Linked DNA regions of Homo sapiens: region 1 is linked to region 2. Evidence: read pairs that join two places in POLR2A ChIA-PET (ENCODE). Cell type or tissue: K562. All regions are shown on one strand. Region 1 overlaps TULP1 (TUB like protein 1). Region 2 overlaps PPARD (peroxisome proliferator activated receptor delta).

What was found. Peaks named below come from ENCODE experiments on the same cell type or tissue, not always from the same donor. Only the 100,000 strongest peaks of a DNase experiment are listed, where the experiment ranks them.
Region 1: POLR2A ChIA-PET joins it to region 2 with 5 read pairs; 6 of 35 experiments call an interaction of 5 or more read pairs at or near these places.

Annotation. Positions count from the first base shown.
Region 1 is chr6:35,507,504-35,510,003 of GRCh38, forward strand. It overlaps TULP1 (TUB like protein 1), which reads right to left. Exons shown (of 15, transcript NM_003322.6): 6 at 2,324-2,425; 7 at 2,131-2,247; 8 at 1,706-1,809. It overlaps LOC124901309 (a long non-coding RNA gene), which reads left to right. Exons shown (of 2, transcript XR_007059561.1): 2 at 724-991. Among named protein-coding and RNA genes, the nearest start is that of TULP1, 4.1 kb to the right of the region's middle. RefSeq lists a silencer at 858-1,058. In K562, no CTCF peak of the experiment used is centred here; no DNase peak of the experiment used is centred here; H3K27me3 peaks cover 2,176 bases.
Region 2 is chr6:35,345,928-35,348,427 of GRCh38, forward strand. It overlaps PPARD (peroxisome proliferator activated receptor delta), which reads left to right. Exons shown (of 8, transcript NM_006238.5): 2 at 1,140-1,223. Among named protein-coding and RNA genes, the nearest start is that of PPARD, 4.6 kb to the left of the region's middle. In K562, no CTCF peak of the experiment used is centred here; a DNase peak (open chromatin) is centred at 974.

The sequences.
Region 1 (2,500 bases), 160 kb after region 2:
GCATAGTTAACACATGAATGAATATGTAAGCTCACTTTGCTCATTGAGAAACTCCTAAGAACAATTTGGTGACATAAAGCCCTAGGGTGGCCTGGTGACCCCACAACAGCCCCTTCTGTTCTCACAAACCTGGTGCCCTTTGTCCTCATGTTCTATCCCTCACAGGAAGGGAGCCAAGAGTCTAAGCCCAACTTTTCCAACAGAGGCAAGCATGGACTGCCAGCCTGGGTGTGTGCATTTGAGGGTTCAATGCTATTTGGGAGCCACGAAGAATCCACAAAGATGTGCTGTGGTTGGCCATTTTTTAAAATTTATTTTTTATTTTTTTGAGATGGAGCCTCGCTCTTGTTGCCCAGGCTGGAATGCAGTGGCGTGATCTCAGCTCGCTGCAGCCTCCACCTCCTGGGTTCAAGTGATTCTCCTGCCTCATCCTCCTAAGTAGCTGGGACTACAGGTGCGCATCACCATGCCCCGATAATTTTTGTATTTTTAGTAGAGATGGGGTTTCACCATCTCTACTATTCGCCAGGCTGGTTTGAACTCCTGACTTCAAGTGACCCATCTGCCTCCTCCTCCCAAAGTGCTGGGATTACAGGCATGAGCCACTTTGCCTGGCCATGGCTGTTTTTGTTGAGCACAGGTTTGCAGTGTGTTTGAGGGAGGCTGATGTAGAGCAGTGAACCCTCAGCTCAGGGACAAGTGATCACCTGTTCTCTACTCTAGGTTGTTCCAGAAGAAACCTGGGAAACAAAAGACTATGTTTGGAACACGATGTGGAGAAAGCCAGAACTTATTCAAACACTTCAGCAGCTGCAAATTTCAAGAGCCTACTGTACTGAAGGCTGTTCTGCAGTTACATTCCCCTCTGGGAGACAGTAAACTGGCCTTTCAGTTTGTACATCAGCATCTGGTGATCTTGGTTAATGTGAATCAGTCCCCCTAGACCTGACCACTCCTGCACAAACTAATAAACCTACAAAGCTAAAATCCAGGCCCTGTCCTCGTGGTGATCTTCCCACTGGGAGAAACCTGTTCCTTGAAGACTTTTGTTACTTTCTGTCAGTTGGACCTCCCTCTCCTGCTTACTCCAGCTTTTGTGTGTTGGTGTCTGAGTCCTGTTTGGGAGCAGGGGCAATATTCAAAATATTTAACAACCTGTTCGCCATGGAGATGCATACTGGTAAGCTTGGAGGAGAAACAGGGAGGCTCCTGATGGGCAGTATTAACCCTTTCGTTGCTGGAGTGTTTAGTTGCTGGGAGGTTGGGAGGTCCTGGGTAAGGTGAGTGAAAGCGCCTGGGGAGCTCAGGGCTGTAGGGTGGAAACATTTTAACAACCGGTGCAGCTGACTGTCAGTCAGTACTCATCTGCCTCTCTGCCTGTGTGCTCCTCCTCCCTGGCACAGAAAACATGGTGGGGGCGTGGGGACATCTCTGGCTGTCTGATGGTTATGCTCCAGAGGGGAGGCCTCAGAGAGCCCAGATGACATAAGGCCCTTGCATGGCCAGTCCTAGCCTGGTGACCCCACAAACGCCTCCTCTGTTTGCACAAATCTGGTTTCCTTTGTCCTTATATCCTGTCACAAGAGGGGGAGCCAAGGTTCTAACCTCAAGTGGCTCCAAGCCCCCACCCTCTAGGCTCCCAAGTCCAGGCCCCTGCCTCTGCTCCCTGAAGGGACCTCAGCCCCCTGCCCCTCTGGGCCCCAACCTTTTTGCCTTTTCCTTTGGCTTTGCCCTTTTGATTGCTCTTCTTTATCACCGTAGCTGCCTCCTCCTCCTCTTCTTCCTCCTTCCTCGCGCCTTTGGGAGTGCCTGAGCGTGGAGGGGGAAACAAGGCTGTGAACTCCTCACCCTGGTTTGCAAAGTGCTTCCAACACCCATGTCTCACTTGGATGCTCCCCACAACCACAAGAGAGTCGACCCCATGTTATTATTAGAGCCCAAAAAGGCTAAGACACCTGCCTGAGACCGCATAGCTATCAAAGCGGGGGTCAAGATGCCCTGCACGTTGTCTGACTCTAGACCTGGCAAACTCCTTACCTAGCACTGTCTTGTATGCTGTAAGGACCCTCTAGCTCCCCGCCCCCAGGACCACCTCAAGATGTCACCACACCAGAAGCCCTTGCCATCCACCTTTCTTCTTCAGGGCTTTCTTGTCAGGACTGCCTTCCCCAACCAGAAACATGGCTGCTGGGCTCTTCCTCGCACTGGCTGGGCTCCCTGAGGGGTCCTTGTCGGCCTCCCCAGACCCTGCATGTGTGGATGTGAAAGCGTCACAACCCCCACCGCAACTGGAGTCCCCTGTTCCTCCCTAGGCTGGGCTCACCTTTCTTCTTGGTCTTTCTCATCTTGGTCCCCTCCCCTGCTGGAGCTTCCTTATTCCTAACACGCAGAGGTTTCGGTGGGGGGTCAGGGCTTCCCAGGTCTCCTGGAAATGGAAGATGGGGGTCAGGCAAAGAAGGTGTCTACTGGGGCTGAAGGCTGCCTTCCAACCCTCTTGTCC
Region 2 (2,500 bases):
GTGCAGTGGTGCGATCTTGGCTCACTGCAAGCTCCATCTCCCAGGTTCACGCCATTCTTCTGCCTCAGCCTCCTGAGTAGCTGGGACTACAGGCGCCCGCCACCACGCCTGGCTCATTTTTTTTTGTAGTTTTAGTAGAGACAGGGTTTCACCGTGTTAGTCGAGATGGTCTCGATTTCCTGACCTCGTGATCTGCCCGCCTCAGCCTCCCAAAGTGCTGGGATTACAGGCGTGAGCCACCACAACCAGCCTGGACCTGTCACTTCTAAGGGCTTCAGCTATATCCTGTCCCTGAGGCCCACCTCCCTGAGTGCTCTCTGCAGGCTGGGAAGCTGAACAGTGGTGCCTTGCTCCAGTGCCTCTGAAGGGCTTGGAAATTGCAGGACACAGCTTTACTGCTCAGCATTGCCCACACTGGAAACATTCTCTTCCTCCCTACCCAGGTCTCTGTGGGCTTTGTCCGTTCTGCCAGGCCCTTGCTTATATGATGTCAGAAGCCCTGTGCCCGGTGCCATTGTCAATGCCATGTCCCAGATTACCTAATGGCTGCTTCTTGGAGATGGTTTGGTGTCCATGCACATTTTTCTCTGCCGTTGGAGCCAGGGTGAGGAGCTGCTTGCAACAGCTGGATTCCAGGGTGTCAGAGGAGCCCTTGGAGCTTGCCTTGAGCCTGGCAGGGAGAACATGGCCCCTTGCATCAGGTTTCAGACATATGGGTCTTCTTCCTTGGCAGATGGCTCCTAGCCTTCATAACTCAGCAGGCTGGTGATTGGCATGTGACTCCAGTTCATTCTGCAGGGGCTTTGGTGAAGGCATCAACTATGACTCAGGACATCTTCATTTATGAGCTTCTACCCAGCTCCCTTCTTACCTTGCCTGCGCCTTCTGCGCCGACCTGATAAAATCAGCAAAGCCAGTGTCTGCTTACTTGGGAGTGAGCAGACTCCTTCCAGGATTGGGGAAATATTTGCTGACTCAGGCTCAGAATCACATCTCAGGGTGGTGTGTAAGGGACCGACGAGGAGCCAGATTACCTTAGGAACACTCTTTGAGTTACGGTGGGTATAACTTATTAGAGTTGCTTTGAGGGCCCCTGGCACCTGTCAGCTAAAGCTGTTGGGGTTTTTTCTATCCTGCAGTGTTGTACAGTGTTTTGGGCATGCACGTGATACTCACACAGTGGCTTCTGCTCACCAACAGATGAAGACAGATGCACCAACGAGGTAATCCCATTTTCTTTACTCAGGGGTCTCTGACCACCACTGACACAGGATCCAGATTTAAGATCCTGACCTTGAAGATGAAATAATTTCACTAGGGCTTATTCCCAGATTCCAGGTTCCTGTCACAGCATCTGGTACCAGTTGCTTATGCATAGTATAGGCATTTATTAAGTAATTATTGAAAGTCTATGGCTTACATAGTTTTTTCAGGAGCATGGAGATTCCCACCTTTGCGCCCATTAAAAGATAAACTCCACAGGGCAGGGAGTTGTTTTGCTGCCTGTTGTGTCTAGGATAGTGCCTGGCACAGAGGAGATAATGAATAAATTTTTGTTGAATGAGTAAATGAACGAACTTTCGTCTTTGCCTATATGGGTACCTAGGGTGCCAGGCCACAAAGATGGTGTCCATCATTCTCTCTTATTAGGGGGCAAATATATATATATATATATATTTTGTTTGTTTGTTTGTTTTTGAGACGAAGTCTTGCTCTTGTCCCCCAGACTGGAGTGCAATGGCGTGATCTTGGCTCACTGCCACCTCCTTCTCCTGGGTTCAAGTGCTTCTCCTGTCTCAGCCTCCCAAGTAGCTGGGATTATAGGCACCTGCCACCACGCCCGGCTAATTTTTGTATTTTTAGTAGAGATGGGGTTTCACCATGTTGGCCAGGCTGGTCTGGAACTCCTGACCTCAGGTGATCCGCCCGCCTCAGCCTCCCAAAGTGCTGGGATTACAGGCGTGAGCCACCGCACCTGGCCTTTTTTTTTTTTTTTTGAGATGGAGTTTCGCTCTTGTTGTCCAGGCTGGAGTGCAATGCCGTGATCTCGGCTCACTGCAACCTCCGCCTCTTAGGTTCAAGCGATTCTCCTACCTCAGCCTCCTGAGTAGCTGAGATTACAGGCATGCGCCACCACATCTGGCTAAATTTTGTATTTTTAGTAGAGACGGGGTTTCACCATGTTAGCCAGACTGGTCTCAAACTCCTGATGTCAGATGATCTACCCGCCTCAGCCTCCCAGAGTGCTGGGATTACAGATGTGAGCCACTGTGCCCAGCCGGGAACAAATATTTTTAAGTGCCAACTATGTGCCAGGCACTTGGGAAATGATAATAGTAAAAAACAGATCCAATCTCTGCCTCATGGGTCTGTGGTTTGCTGGTATATATGAGAGCTGGCCATAACACACAGAATTGTTTCTTCCATCTCTGCAGGGGTAGGAGGTTCTCACCAAGAGTCTGAACAATGCTCTGGGTTCCCATTGCTGTTTCCATGTTCT